Regions from separate parts of the Homo sapiens genome. Here region 1 is linked to region 2. A link is an interaction called in ENCODE POLR2A ChIA-PET data of the cell type or tissue named here. Cell type or tissue: IMR-90. All regions are shown on one strand.

The links. Peaks named below come from ENCODE experiments on the same cell type or tissue, not always from the same donor. Only the 100,000 strongest peaks of a DNase experiment are listed, where the experiment ranks them.
Region 1: POLR2A ChIA-PET joins it to region 2 with 5 read pairs; 4 of 35 experiments call an interaction of 5 or more read pairs at or near these places.

Annotation. Positions count from the first base shown.
Region 1 is chr1:50,523,125-50,531,124 of GRCh38, reverse strand. All of the region lies in intron 15 of FAF1 (Fas associated factor 1), which reads left to right. Among named protein-coding and RNA genes, the nearest start is that of FAF1-AS1, 86 kb to the right of the region's middle. In IMR-90, no CTCF peak of the experiment used is centred here; a DNase peak (open chromatin) is centred at 4,484.
Region 2 is chr1:50,413,974-50,421,973 of GRCh38, reverse strand. It overlaps DMRTA2 (DMRT like family A2), which reads left to right. Exons shown (of 3, transcript NM_032110.3): 2 at 430-996; 3 at 2,240-4,424. The coding sequence starts at 438. The coding sequence ends at 3,309. Among named protein-coding and RNA genes, the nearest start is that of DMRTA2, 5.5 kb to the left of the region's middle. RefSeq lists enhancers at 236-735, 1,971-2,920, 2,921-3,871. In IMR-90, no CTCF peak of the experiment used is centred here; no DNase peak of the experiment used is centred here; H3K27me3 peaks cover 7,830 bases.

The sequences.
Region 1 (8,000 bases), 110 kb before region 2:
CAGAGGGGCATTCTAGGCTTATTTTAAAGGGTTCTAATTTAGGATTTAAAAACAGCATTGCCACACTGTAGGGAAGATAACGTTTATTACCTCACAGCAGCCTTTTTGTTGCCAAAGGAAATTGTTGGCTTTGTTGTTTGCTACAAGTGTGTAACTTTTTCCCCTAAGCTTTGTCTTAGTCTGTTTTCAGCAGTGCATTCCTTTTCCTTTCCTTTGTTTAAAATCTCATCACCATCATACCCCTTCTGTTTGCAGAGCTAACAATGACAAACAGAATACTGATTCTGGCTTCTGTTGCAGTTTGTTTTTTGTTGTTGTTGTTCTTGTTGGTTGTTTGTTTCATTTTTTGGGTACACAGTAGGTGTATATGTTTATGGAGTACATGAAATGTTTTGATACAGGCATGCAATGCGAAATAAGCACATCATGGAGAATGGGGTATCCATCTCCTCAAGCATTTATTCTTTGAGTTACAAACAATCCAATTACATTCTTTAAGTTATTTTAAAATATACAATTAAGTTATCATTGACTGTAGTCATCCTGTTGTGCTATCAAATAGTAGGCTTTATTCATTCTTTCTATTCTTTTTGTACCCATTAAACATCCCCACCTCCCCCCACCACCCTTCCCAACCTCTGGTAACATCCTTTTACTATCTATGACCATGAGTTATTGCTGTTTTCTTTAAAGCAGGAATAAATCATCTCAAGACACAGAGAACAAAAACAATCTCTTGGTACAAAAATTAAAGCAAAACTTACTAAACAGACCTTTAAAAGGAGATTTTACTCTTAGTCTTTAAAAAATACACACACACACACTCATACATATATACATATATACATACACACACACACACACACACACACACACACACACACACCACTTCTTAAAGCTAGCAAAACTACTCACTGGTCAGTAGTTCTGTTAAGAGAATTTTCCCTGAGATAGCTGTATATAAATTTATATGTGAGATTAAAAATCCAAAAATACGATATTTTTAAACATTAGAATTCCACTGAAAATGCTAAAATTATAAAAGTTCTAATATTTAAAAGTAACTTCAAGGAGAAAGGGCTGTGTTAACTGTTGATGATTAGGTTACTAAATGGTTAGCCAACCACACCATAGGTGCCTTTCTGAAGGTAGCTACATTCTGCTTAGAAAAATAGTTACTTATCCAGTGATTTTTCTCCTTTCTGAGGCCCAAATCACAGAAAATTAATTTCTCTCACTTTGATTTATGTATTCATTTCATAAATATTTATTGAGCTTTTAGTGTATACCAGACACTGTGTAGGGCCTAAGAACACAGCTGTGAGCAAGATAAACAAGGTCCTTAGGCTTACAACCCAGAAATTCCAATAAAGTTTATCAACTAATCAGGTGGATGAAGCCCAGGGAGCAACTAGCCAGGGTGAGCCAGACATGTTCTCAAGCTACAAGGCAGGTGGAACAGGTAAGAATGTAGATAATAACAGCTATTCTTCAGCTTCCTGCTACATGCTGGGTTCTTTCTTCTGGGGCAATGTTTCTCAGTGTGATTCCTGAACTACTGGAGTACCTATCTACTAAGATTCCCAAGCAGTTAGATATGAATAAGCAACAGGTTGATTTTTGTTCACATTTATTTCACATTTTGAATGTAAGATAAATTATATTCTTCCAAATCCCATTTAATTTATCACATCTGTTACAATTTATTAGACTGTTAATAGATAATAAGGATTGATTGCATTGATTGTTTTGTCTTGGCAAGCATTCATTTAACAGAGGTGTTTGACTCTGACATCTGAACTTCATGTCATTCATATGTTATTGTCAGATTTACATTCATTTTTCCTTGCTTAAGTCAATTATATTCTTAGCTTCCCAAAATGGATCATGGCTCAACAATGGTTCATTGAAACATAAAAGTAATGATGAATATAGTATAATAAATAACTGCAAACCAGTACAAACTAGTGTAGTTCAAACTACAGTTAACTCTTAAACAACGTGGAGGTTAGGGTGTCAACTCTTGACACAGTCAAATGCAGGTATAACTTTTGACTCCCCCAAAACTTAACTACTAACAGCCTACTGATAACCAGAAGTCTTACCAATAATATAATTGATTAACATGTATTTTGTATGTTATATGTATTATATAGCGCATTAATAAAGTGAACTAGAGAAATAAAATGTTATTAAGAAAATCCTAAGGAAGAAGAAATGTATTGCCTCTTCATTAAGTGGAAGTGGATTATCATAAAGGTCTTTGTTCTTGTCACCTTCACGTAGAGCAGGCTGAGGAGAGGTGGAGGAGAGGTTGGCCTTGCTGTCTTAGAGGAAGCAGAGCCAAAAGAGGTAGAGGAGGTGAAAGAGGAGGCAGAAGAGGCAGGCACACTCTGTATAACTTCTATTGAAAAAACTCTCCATGTAAGTGGACTTACACAGTTCAGACCCTTGTTGTTTAAGGGTCAACTGTGGTTCAACATTAGTATAGAAATAATTCAAGGAACTCCAGTACCAGTATAGAAGATGCCAAGGCAGCTGAATCTGAGTGTGATTATTTTCATACTAGTTTCCATAAAAGAAAATTTGATTAGGAAGTGAATATATAAAAATTGATCATATAAGAGAAAGAATCCATTTACCCCTAGTGTCAGTGTTTCTTAGAACATTTTTTGATAAAAGCATGAGCCCTTCAAAGTTTTTGCTTCATTATTAAGTAAAGCCTAATGATCTACCTCTCTGTTAAATCAATAGAATTTTTTTTAGAACAGAAGAAAAATAATATCACTAAAGTAAAAAATCTATTGCTAAAAGCAGAGAAGATGCAAAATCCCAGAGGAGAAATTGTTTATAAGTACACTCAAGGTAAAAATGGATGCAAACCCTGCTATTGCCAAGAAACTTGTAAAGCCCCTGCAAAATTGGCCATAAGAAGCTAATGCTCAAAAGAGACAGCAGGCTGGGTGCAGTGGCTCACGGCTATAATCTCAGCACTTTGGGAGGCTGAGGTAGGAGGATCACTTGAGCCCAGGAGTTTGAGACCAGCCTGGGCAACATGTGGAAACCCCATCTCTACAAAAAATAGGGAAAAAAAATTAGCCAAGTATGGTGGTGTAGTCCCAGCGACTCGGGAGGCTAAACTGGGAGAATTGCTTAAGCTCAAGAGGTCAAGGCTGCAGTGAGCTGTGATTGCACCACTGCACTCCAGCCTGGGCAAGAGTAAGACCCTGTCTCAGAGAGAGAGAGAGAGAGAGAGGGAGAGAGGGAGAGAGGGAGAGAGGGAGAGAGAGAGAGAGAGAGAGAGAGAGAGAGACAGCAGAGTAAGTTCTTGGGTTAAATACTTCATCAAATGACACTGTTGGATGGCATATACAATGGTAATGGGGTGGTCAATGGAAGAGTGATAAGTATATTGTGAACACTACTAGAGAGATACTTTACAGTTGGATGAAACTACTAATGTGTGCAAAGTAAGAATCAGTTCTTGTCATATGTGCTGTATGAATGTTGAAGAGGTGGAAGTAGTCATCACTCTTTATTCTATTATCAGTGAGAAATATATATTACAGAAGTTTTTCACTTAGTGATTATTTTGCAAGCTGAGTTAAATTTTAAAAGATGAGGCAGAATCAGTACTGTTGACTAACTACTTCAAAGGACACCACGAAGAAAGTGAAAGTACAACCCACAGATTGGGAGACAATTACTGTAAATCATTAATCTAATAATAAGGGACTTGTATCTGGAATATATAAAGAACTCTTACAACTCAATAACAAAAAGACAAATTATCCCAGCAACAACTGGCAAAGGGTTCGAAAAGATATTTCTCCAAGGACGATATACAAGTGGCCAATAGCACATGAAAAGAAGCTCAACATTATTACTCACCAGGTGACTGCAAATCAAAGCCGCATGAGGTACCACTTCATACCTGCTACAATTTGTAGAATCAAAAAAGTCATCAGGGGCCCGGCACAGTGGCTCACTCCTGTAATCCCAGCACTTTGGTAGGCCGAGGTGGGCAGATACTTGAGGCTGGGAGTTTGAGACCAGCTTGGCCAACATAGCGAAACCCTGTCTCTACTTAAAATATAAAAATCTTTGCTGGGCATGGTGGCACGCACATGTAGTCCCAGCTACTTAGGAGGCTGAGGCAGGAGAATCACTTGAACCTGAGAGGCAGACGTTGCAGTGAGCCGAGATCACGCCACTACACTCCAGCTGGGCAACAGAGCAAGTCTCTGTCTCAAAAAAAAAAAAAAAGTCGTCAGGTAACAACAAATGTTAGCAAGGATGTGGAGACATCTGAACCCTCATTGGCTGCTAGTGGGAATGTAAAATGGTGCAACAGCTTTGGAAAACAGTCTGGCAGCTCTTCAGTTGATTAAATGTAGTTACCATGTAATCCAGCAATTCCACTCCTAGTTATATACTCAAGAGAAATGAAAACCTGTGTCCATGTAAACATTTGTACATGACTGTTTATAGTAGCATTATTCATAATAACCAAAAGGTGGAGGCTGGGCACAGTGGCTCATGCCTGTAATCCTAGCCCTTTGGGAGGCAGAGGCACGTGGATTGCTTGCAGTCAGGAGTTTAAGACCAGCCTGGGCCACACAGAAAAACTCCCATCTCTATGAAAAAAATTTTAAAATTATTTAAAAATAATAAATATTATTATTATTTTTAATAGAGATGGGGTCTCGCTATTTTGTGCAGGCTGGTCTTGAACTCCTGGGCTCAAGAGATCCTCCCACCTCAGCCTTCCAAAGTGCTGGGATTACAGGTGTGAGCCACCATGCCCAGCCTAGAAATAATAAATAATTTTAAAATTGTTTTGGCCAGGCACGGTGGCTCATGCCACCATGAGCAGGCCAAGGTAGGCAAATTGCTTGAGCCCAGGAGATCAAGACCAGCCTAGGCAACATGGCAAAACCCTATCTCTACAAAAAATGGGATATGAAAGCTAACCTACAGGTCAAAACAGGAGTCATTAAACTGGATATAAATAACCTTTGTGAAATATCGCAAACGATATCAATTACCTTCTACTGTTTAGAAACTATCATTAGTATTATTTAAATGTTATGTTTCATTTTTATTATCTAAAAGTTATGATCTTAAAAATTTTCCTAAAGTTTGTGGTTTGCATCTGGGTGAGTATCATGTACTCAGTATTAAAGGAATTAATGTCAGCTTCTTTACCAATGAATTATAGGGAACACAAATTAAGATGAAAGAGTGTACTGGAAATATACATGCAGGTATTTTGCATTCACATTATTATGCAACATAATCTGTAACTCTGATACTAACAAGAGTCAACTGACACAGAAAAAAAATTGGCCAAAATCCACACCCTTTCATCATAAAAACACACAATTAAATAGGAAAAAAAGGGAACTTCCTCAGCATAATAAAGCCCACATATGAAAAACCCACAGCCAACATCGTACTCAATAGTGAACCACTCAAAGCTTTTCTTCCAAGATCAGGAAAAAAGCAAGGATTCCAACTTCCCTGCTGCCTTTTGACATAGGACTGTAACTTCTAGCCAGGGTAGGAAAAAGAAATAAAAGGCATACAGATTGGAAAGGAAGAAGTAAAATTATCTCTATTTGCAGATGGCATGATCTTACATGAGAAAACCCTAGAGATTCCACACCAACAAAAAAACTGAGCTTAAAACAAAGTCAGCAAACTTGTAGGATATGAAATTAACCCATACGAATCTATTGTATCTCTGTACACTAGCTGTAAGGAATCTGAAAGATACAAACAAATGGAAAAACATTTCATGCTCAAAGGTAAGAAGAATCAATATTGTTAAAATGGCCATACTGCCCAAAGCAATTTATAGATTCAGTGTTATTCCTATTAAACTACCATTGAGATTCTTCACAGAACTAGAAAAAAACTTTTAAAATACATATGGGGGCCAGGCACAGTGGCTCACGCCTGTAATCCCAGCATTTTGGGAGGCCGAGGCGGGTGGATCACCTGAGGCCAGGAGTTTGAGACCAGCCTGACCAACATGGAGAAACCCTGCTTCTATTAAAAATACAAAAATTAGCCAGGCATGGTAGCAGGTGCCTGTAATCCCAGCTACTTGGGAGGCTGAGGTAGAAGAATCACTTGAACCTGAGAAGCAGAGGTTACAGTGAGCCAAGATCTCACCACTGCACTACACCCTGGGCAACAGAGCAAGATTCTGTCTCAAAAAAAAAAATTCATATGGGACCAAAAAAAAGAGCCTGAATAGCCAAAGTAATCCTAAGCAAAAATAACAAAGATGGAGGGATTATGCTACTTGACTTCAAACTATACTACAGGGTTGCAGTACCCAAAATAACATGGTACTGGTACAAAAACAGACACATAGACCAATGGAACAGAATAGAAAACTCAGAAATAAGACCGCACACCTACAACTATCTGATGTTTGACAAAGCTGACAAAAACAAGCAATGGGTTAAGGACTCCCTATTCAATAAATGGTGCTGGGATAACTGGCTCACCATATGCAGAAGATTGAAACCGGACTCTTTCCTTACACCATATACAAAAATTAACTCAAGATAGATTGAAGACTTAAATGGAAAACCCAAAACTATAAAAACCCTAGAAGACAACCTAGGCAATACCATTCAGGACATAGGCATGGGCAAAGCCTTCATGACAAAAATGCCAAAAGCAATAGCAACAAAAGCAAAAATTGACAAATGGGATCTAATTAAACTAAATACCTTCTGCAGAGCAAAACACACATCAGCAGAGTAAACAGACAACCTACAGAATGGGAGAAAATTTTTGCAAACTGTACATCTGACAGAGGTCTAATATCCAGCATTTATAAGGAACTTAAATTTACAAATAACAACCCCATTAAGAAGTGGCCAAAGGGCACGAACAGACACTTTTCAAAAGAAGACATACATGTGGTCAACAATTATATGAATAAAAATCACAGCATCACAGGTCATTAGAGACATGCATACCAAAACCACAATGAGATACCTTCTCACACCAGTCAGAAGGGCTATTATTAAAAAGTCAAAAAAAAAAAATAGATGCTAGCGAGGTTGCAGAGAAAAGAGAGCGCTTACACACTGTTAGTGGGAGTGTAATTTAGTTCAACCATTGTGGAAGACAGTGTGGCAATTCCTCAGAGACCTACAGGCAGAAATGCCATTCGACTCAGCAATCCCATTACTGGGTATTTACCCAAAGGAATATAAATTGTTCTGTTATAAAGACACTTGCATGTCTATGTTCATTGCAACACTGTTCACAATAGCAAAGACATGGAATCAACCTAAATGCCCATCAATGGGAGACTAGATAAAGAAAATGTGGTATATATACACCATGGAGTACTATACATCCATAAAAAAGAATGAGATAACCCACAGAATGGAAGAAAATATTTGCAAATCATATATCTGATAAGGGTTTAATATCCAGAATATATTAAATATATTAACTCCTACAACACGACAACAGAAAATTAAACAATTCAATTAAAAAATCGGCAAAAGACTTGAATAGACATTTCTTCAAAGATATACAGATGACCAACAAGCTCATGGAAAGATGCTCAATGTCAGTAGTCTTTGGGGAAATACAAATCTAAGCCACAAATAAGATGCCACTTCATACCTAGAAGGATGGCTATAATTTTAAAAATGGAACATAAGAATTTATGAGGATGTAGACACAAATTTAGAACCCTTGTACATTGCTGATTGGGATGTAAAATGGCAGCTGCTATGGAAAACAGTTTGTTGACTACTCAAAAAGTTAAATATAGAGTAACCATTTGAACCAGGTATTCCACTCCTGGCCATATACCCAAAAGAACTGAAAACAGGGACTCAAATAGGTATTTGTGCCTGAAAGTTCATTGCATCATTATTCATAATAGCCAAAAAGTGGAAATAATCCAAATATCTATCAACAGATTAATGGATAAAAATATGGTATATCCATACAATGGA
Region 2 (8,000 bases):
GCCAAAACTGTCGCTCTAATCCCAGTCCCGTCAAACGAGCATTTCTCTCACCCGTCTCACCCCAATTAGGCTAAGCTTTGGGGTATCATCTTAACTTTTCCAAATTCTCATTACAGCCATCTGAATCAGTGACTTTCACACTTTACATGTCTCTTTATTTTTTCCAGCGGAATCACTAATTCAGACAAAATCTTACCCCTAGCGTGTATATCAGGTCTAAGAGCAGCCATGGCCAGACTGGGGTGAAGGTGCTAGGGCTCACAAGGAGGTTCCGACTGCACCTCCTCCCAGCAATTCTGGCCCCTCTAGCCCAGCCTCCGCGGCCCAAATTTCCCTCTCCAGCTTGGGTTCCTCAAGGCGGCGCTTTGGCCTAGCGCGCGGTGTGCTCCTCACCAGGTCTCTCCCCTCTCCCACCTTCTTTCCCGTCAGGTCCTGTCATGGAGCTGCGCTCGGAGCTGCCCAGCGTGCCCGGCGCGGCGACGGCGGCGGCGGCAACAGCGACGGGGCCGCCTGTGGCGTCGGTGGCGTCGGTGGCGGCAGCCGCGGCGGCCGCTGCATCGCTACCGGTGAGCGTGGCAGGCGGCTTGCTGCGGGGGCCGCCACTGTTGCTGCGGGCAGCCGAGAAGTACCCGCGGACCCCCAAGTGCGCGCGCTGTCGCAACCATGGCGTGGTGTCGGCCCTCAAGGGCCACAAACGCTACTGTCGCTGGAAGGACTGCCTGTGCGCCAAGTGCACGCTCATCGCGGAGCGCCAGCGTGTCATGGCGGCGCAGGTGGCGCTGCGCAGGCAGCAGGCGCAGGAGGAGAACGAGGCGCGCGAGCTGCAGCTGCTCTACGGCACTGCCGAGGGGCTGGCGCTGGCCGCCGCCAACGGCATCATCCCCCCGAGGCCCGCCTACGAGGTCTTCGGTTCAGTGTGCGCCGCCGACGGCGGGGGACCTGGAGCGGGAGCGCCCGCGGGGACCGGAGGCGGAGCAGCTGGCGCAGGGGGCTCAGGTGAGAGCGCGGCCAGGCCGCAGGTAGGGGCAGCAGGATCGTAGCTCTGGGGCACGGGGCCCAGGGGCTTGTCTCGGTTCAGAAAGAGTAGAACCCCCGTGTCCAGTCGCCGCGACTGCTAGGGTTCACCGCTCGCCCAGCCTCGGGTATGGAGCGTGGGTACAGAAACTCTCCTTTCTCCCGCTTCTGGAGCATTTGCACTTTACCCCTTTCTCCTGCATCGGGCCGAAATGTACACGCTTTAATTTTTTTACTCGCCTCTACCCAAACGCAGGCAGGTCCCTGCTTCTTTGCTTCGTCTTCTCCCCAGGTGGAAACCTGCGCATCTTCGTTCGCTCTGCGCTTCTCCACAGGCCCTTTCCCTCTGCTCCTTCCCAACTCCCTTAAGGAATCCCCCCCCCTTTAACTGACACCCTAGGTTTTGAGACGCCCTAGGTTCTGAGACGCCCTAGTTTCTTTTCCCCTTCTCGCGTTCCTAACGCCCTCTGGACAACCGCTTGCTGCGCCCTCCCTCCTTCTAGTTTCTTCCGCACCCTCCCTGGTTTCTCAGGTCTGCTTTCCTATGTCTTTTCCTCTTCGCTTCCTACTGCCTGCCTAGCACCACCCTCTTTTTCTGGACCCCCGTGGCTTTTTGTGGGGAGGGAAGAAATTAGGCCAGAGCCGTTGAGGGAAAGGAGGGATCCGCTCTAAACTTGGGAGGGAAGAACTTCTCAGGTCTCAATTTTGGAAAGGGTGGATTAGAAACAGGGGCTGTACTTCTGCCTGTAGAGAAGCTTGGGACCTCCTAGATAACCAAGGCGCCTTTCCTTACAGGCTGCACTGCCAGGGCAGGCATTTTCTATACAGTGGGCTCTTCTGTACAGCGTGGTTAGGCAGAAGTTATGTTGTCTCTTGTTTGAACCCTGGACCTGGCCACTTCTCCACGGCAGGGCAGGACTGGAAGGGCAGTTAAGGGTGGAGGTGTTGGGGCACAGACGTGGGGAAAGCAGCACTGAACATCGAGTTTACAGGGCACAGGTAGTTGGGGTTCTGAGGAGTACAGAAAGAGAGGGAGCCCTGGGGTCAGGGCTGTAGGGGCTCAGAGCGGAAGGAATGCTAGAGCAAAAAGAAAGAGGGGCACTGGAGCCTAGTGAATAAGGGCTGTGGGGCTGAGGGAGAGGAAACTGAGATCCAAAGGGCCGAGGTGCTGTGACTGCTGTCTTCTAGCTAACCGCTCCTCACGACACGTTTTCTCCCCTCCCAGAGGCCAAGTTGCAGAAGTTTGACCTGTTTCCTAAGACGCTGCTGCAGGCAGGCCGCCCGGGCAGCCCGCTGCCGCCGCCGGTGAAGCCCTTATCACCCGACGGCGCAGACTCGGGGCCCGGGACGTCGTCCCCAGAGGTGCGGCCCGGCTCAGGCTCGGAGAACGGCGATGGCGAGTCCTTTTCTGGTTCGCCCCTAGCTCGGGCCTCCAAAGAGGCAGGTGGCAGCTGCCCAGGCAGCGCTGGCCCTGGCGGCGGCGGCGAGGAGGACAGCCCGGGCTCCGCTAGCCCTCTGGGCTCTGAATCCGGTTCAGAGGCTGACAAAGAAGAGGGTGAGGCCGCGCCGGCGCCAGGGCTGGGCGGAGGCTCGGGTCCACGGCAGCGGACGCCGCTGGATATCTTGACACGCGTGTTCCCAGGCCACCGGCGAGGCGTCCTGGAGCTGGTGTTGCAGGGCTGCGGCGGCGACGTGGTGCAGGCCATCGAGCAGGTGCTGAACCACCACCGTGGGGGCCTGGCGGCCGGCCTGGGCCCTGCGGCGCCCCCAGATAAGGCCGCCGTGGGTGCTGCAGCAGCTGCAGACGACGCGTGGCCCAGCCGCGTCGACGCCGCCGCCGCCGCCGCCGCCGCCGCCGGGGGGCCTGGGCTGCCTGCGCCGCTGCAGGCGGGGCCCGCCGCACCTCCGCACCACAGACCCTTGCTGGCCGGCGCCATGGCGCCTGGGGCGCTGGGCTCGCTGAGCAGCCGCTCGGCCTTCTCGCCGCTGCAGCCCAACGCCAGTCACTTCGGTGCCGACGCGGGCGCCTACCCGCTGGGCGCGCCGCTCGGCCTCAGCCCCCTGCGCCTGGCCTACTCCGCGGCGGCGGCGCACAGCCGCGGTCTGGCCTTCATGGCGCCCTACTCCACTGCCGGCTTGGTGCCCACGCTCGGCTTCCGCCCACCCATGGACTACGCCTTTAGCGATCTCATGCGTGACCGCTCGGCCGCCGCTGCTGCGGCGGTGCACAAGGAGCCGACCTACGGCGGCGGCCTGTACGGGCCTATGGTCAACGGCGCTCCGGAGAAGCAGTAGGGCGAGGGGCCTGGCAGCCGGCCGGTCCCCAAACAGGAACCCCAGCCCTGTTCCCGCGGGCCATCGACCCCTCTTCGCCCAGCGCTCTCTCTGCGCCCTGGCTGGGCGTCTTCTCACTCTAAGGTGGTTTTTGGGTTTTGTTTAGGAGGGTGGGTGGGGAAGGCTGAGCAAAGGGGGAGCAGCTACAGACAGGTGCAGGTGTTCTCGGAGGGGGTGCGCGGCCTGGGTCCTCATCTCCTACCTCCGGATCCCTCTTCCAGCCTCACCCGGCCCCCTTTCCAAAAGGCTGGGAATTCATGAGAATTCAGAGGCTGCGACAGCAGCGCAGGCTCCTGCGGCTCCTTAGCTGTGCTCATCCGGCTCTCAGTGGATGGCAGGATAATCCGAGAGTCTTTTCTGTGTCTCCCCAGCCCTCACTTTTAAAAAATTTAAATATTCGCTCTAACAAATATAAATTTAGGATGTATAAATCTCTTGGCACTGAGTCTTTGGGACACACATATATATCGATACAATTGTAAAAAAAAAAAAAGGAAACAAGTTTTAAGGTGCACTTTCCTCGTTGCGGTATTTGTCGCTCTCTTTGTTGCTTATGCCGATAAGCATGGGTTTCCTTGGTGCAGTGTGTTTTTATATATGTATAAATCTATATATAATCTATACATATATATATACAAGCCAGTGTATAATGTTATAAAATGGAATTCTAAGTTATTAATTGTAATCTGTAGGTGACCTCGGTATTAACGTGAAAAACATTCAAAACAAGCAAAAAAAGGGACAAAATGGAAAAAAATTAGACTATGCGCGCATTGTACTTATCAGGTTTAGAGATTAAATATATTGGAAACTCGGGATGAATCCTGCCCACCTGCCCCTCTTGCCTGCGGCTGGTCTGTCCCTAAGGAGCCGTCAAGGTGCGCACTGAAGCAGGAACAGAGCGACGTGTGACTGAGCCAGAACCGCCCGCTCGCGGGCCCATCCTCGCCTCCCGGGACTCGCCAAACGCCCTGACTGAAGGGCCCGCAGCGGAAAACGCTGCTGCAGAGCAGCACTTTGTGCTTTCCTTTGCATAGATATGAGCTAGAAATAAATGTTATTTTCTAAGAAAACAATGCCGAATCCCGTCCCGCTCCTCGAGAAATAGGGGGTGGGGGTGGGGCGCTGGGGAAGGTCGTGATTTCCCACTCAGGCCGCGGCGCTAAGGAGACGCTTGTCCGAGGTCCCGTGGGATCTCCGACCCTCGGGGCTACTGGGAGAGGAGACTTCCTGTGGTACTCGGAAGACCTATCCCACCAGAGTGGCGCGGGGCTCACAACTCCCGAAGGACCCGCGACCGCTGAGCAGAGGGAACACAGTGTGTACCCCAGCTTGGGCACCCTTGCGGAGGGGTCACCTTGCCCCGGCTCTTAGTTTTTGGATCGTCGGCCCCAGTCTTCACAGGGATCTTGCAAGGCTGGGGGCCCAGTCCCTGCTCTTTCCGAGGTGTAGATTTGGATGTACACACTGCGCGCTCCCCATCTCAGATTTGGAACCACAGGCAACGAAGGCGACGGCTGGGCAGGGTGGCTGCTACCATTCTTCTGACAAGGGCTACAGCCTGGGAGTTATGGGGTTCTGGGGAGTTGGGGGTGGCATGCTGCCTTCCTTGAAAAAGTGTAATTTGGGAGAGGGGCCGTGAGCACGCGACTTCGAGCCAGACCTCGTCTCTCACCCTTTTCACCTTCCCTCCTCACGCCGAGCTGAGCAAATTAGCCGCTCCTGGGCCGACCCTCTCCTTCAACCTCCAGTCCCTCCCGCTCCCCGCAGGGTGACTCCCCCGCTCCAGGAAAAGAATGACTCCTCCCCTCGGCTGGGTCCGGCGACATCCCAAGGTAAACTTCTGGGGCCGGCTCGAGTTCCGCCAGGCAGTGAAACTTAATAGCAGGACAAGAAAACGGTTTAATAAAGAAGGGCTTTAATGGGGAACTAATTTGATTGAGTTGCCTAATTCCACTTTAATTGGAAAGGGGGTTTGGCTGTCTGGTGATGAAGTGCGAGCGCGATGAGATGAAAGTGGGGGAGAAGGACCCAGAGAAGAAAGATGCCGGCAAGAGCGATGGACGAAAAGGGGATAAAAAAGGAGAAAAAAGAGGGCGAGAGGAGACAGGAGAGGGAAGAGTTAGAAAGAAAAGAGGCAGGCGGGAGAAAGCGTGCGGAAGCTTCTGGGAGTGTAAACTTTCTTGCCCTTGGCCGCTGCGCCCTCTAAAGCCCCGGTGCGCTCCCCCTACCCCAGGTTTTCGGAGCCTCCCAGCCTCTCCTCGTAGGGCGGTTCCGGCCGCCTCATCCCCGTCCTCTGCCCCACCGCACCCAAGGTGTTGGTTTCGGGAAGGACCTACGCTGGGTCCCCCGAGGCTCCTCGGTTCCTGCCGATGCTCTGGCCGGACCCGAGGGGGCGGCCTGTGGACCCGCGTTACTCATTCCCAAGAACATCTGGAGCGTCACAGACTTAAAGACTATTATATTAGTTCATCCTCGCAGCAAACCGGGGTGAATCCAGAGAGTTGCTTATTACCGGCCCCATTTTACAGAGGAGGAAACTGAGAGCCATCTGGTCCAGGGAATTGTCCAACTTTCCGGGACCCTGGATCACTTCGCCTCTCCACCGCCCCTAGTGGGTCTCCTCCTCTCATGAAGCGGGGTCTGCTGGCCGAGAGTGAGAGGTTTGCGGAAACTCTCCTTCCGTGAACATAGGAGGCCCAGGGAGAAGCAGCGTGCCCCCAAGCGCCTTGGCCTCAGCTCCAGGCTGTCAGCACCTTCGGGTAGAGCTCAGGAAGGCTTCGTGAGCGGTGGGCGTTCTAGGAGTGAGGTAGTGGGGCACCCGAGGTCCCCCGTTCCTGGGCCCGGAGCGTCTCCATGGCCCAGGCCCCGCGGTGGAAGCCCAGGTCGGTCAGTCACAGCCCTTGGCGCCTGGGAACGTACTGCGCCCACGGTGCGCCCCTGACCCGCTGCCCATTGCACAGTCAGGAACAGGGAGGCGCAGAGACCTGCAATGACCGGCCTGGGGTCGCACACCCAGGCCCCAGGGAGCCAGTATCTGTACTCCAGACTCTGGCCTGGTAGCAGGGGCAGGGGGGCGATTGAGTCTCCGCTTCTGGGAGCTTCCGCAGCCGGCAGGAGGGGACTGCGGCCTGAGCTCCGCTGGGATCAGCGCTAGGGAGGAGTGTGGGGTACCCCGGTCTCGGGCGGCGTTCCCACCCTGGAAAGAGAGGGCAGTGGCGGCAGCGTTACCTCTTTTCCTCCTGGGAGAAGGGGAAACGGGAATCTCCTTCCTGACCGCTACTGTCCACGTTTATTCCTGAATGCTTCCCAAAGCAAGCTGGAGCCGACTCGGTCTGAGCAGTGGGAGGATGCGAACCCGGGCCGCCGCGGGTAGCTCCGACTGGTGGGGAGCTTCCCCGCCCCACCCCTCCTGCACAACAGCAGCAGCAGCGACACACTAGCACCTTCTGTATGCCAAGTCCTGTACCAACCATGTTCCCCAGCAGAATCCTGCTCGGTGGGCCAGGAAGAGCCTAGAGCCGGGGTCCAGGCTCAATCGCTGGCTGGGGTTATTCTTTCTTGAATTACTTCAGTCAGCAAATATTTGCTAAGTACTTAATGTATGTCAGGCCCAGTTCTAGGACCCTGGGATACACAAGTGCACACAAGGGAGATCTGGCCGGGGAAGGCCACTTCCGCAAGGCACTCTGCCTCAATTAAATGGTGGAATAGTGGGGTCTGTCTCTCTGGATGCTGTGAGGAGTAAATGAAATAATATCCAAAAGCTCTCAGCTCAGTGCTTGCTCACTAGGTGTTCACTATTACAATTCTCATATCCTTTGGTGTGGATGGTGTGGCCCCATTTAACAAAGAAGTCAACAGCTCAGAGGGATCCAGTGACTGGAGCAAATGGGGCTTCTGAGCCCTCTAAAGTGTCACAGATTATGGGAGACACCCCGCCTAAGGCAAGGGGCCACACAGACAGATGGGAGAGCGTGGTTCTGTAAATGCCTCAGAGGAAGTGAGCTGAGTCCTGAGGAGGTTGGTGAGGGGCAGCATTGTGATCTGTTGTAGGACATTGGGGAGGCAGTCAGGGGTCCCGCTGGACTAGCAGATGGAAAGGGAGGAGGTGGAGACAGGCTGTTGAGGTTGCACAGAGTCAGACGTTAGGTCATGGAGAAACTTGAGTGCCAGAAACTGGGCCTGGACTTCAGTACTGAGAGCTGTTGACAACGGGACCTGGTAAGATTTGCATCTGGATTTGGTAGATTATTTGGAGACAGGCCCAACCTCTCCCTCAGGAGCCGTGACAAATGGTTGTGCCAAAAAGGGATCAGTGGAAGTAGGGAGAGGGAGAAAAGAGGGCCCCTTCAAGAACTGCTAGGAGCCAAACTACCCACTGTTGATCCAGTGTTGGGAGTAAGTAAGGAAGAGGGCTGATTTCCACCTGGAGCAGAGACAAGATTTGATGGCGGGGAGAAGAAGCTTCGTGTTCAACTTCAGAGTTTGAGGGACATGTAGGTCTTCTCAGCATGGACACCAAATGGTAGAAAGAGTCAGCTGTTATCTTGGAGGAATGAGGTGGCCCAGCTCCCTGTCCCCTGAGGACACAGGACTCCCTTAGTGGAGCCCATGGGCCTGGGAGAGGTGTTGAGACCCTCTCACCATGT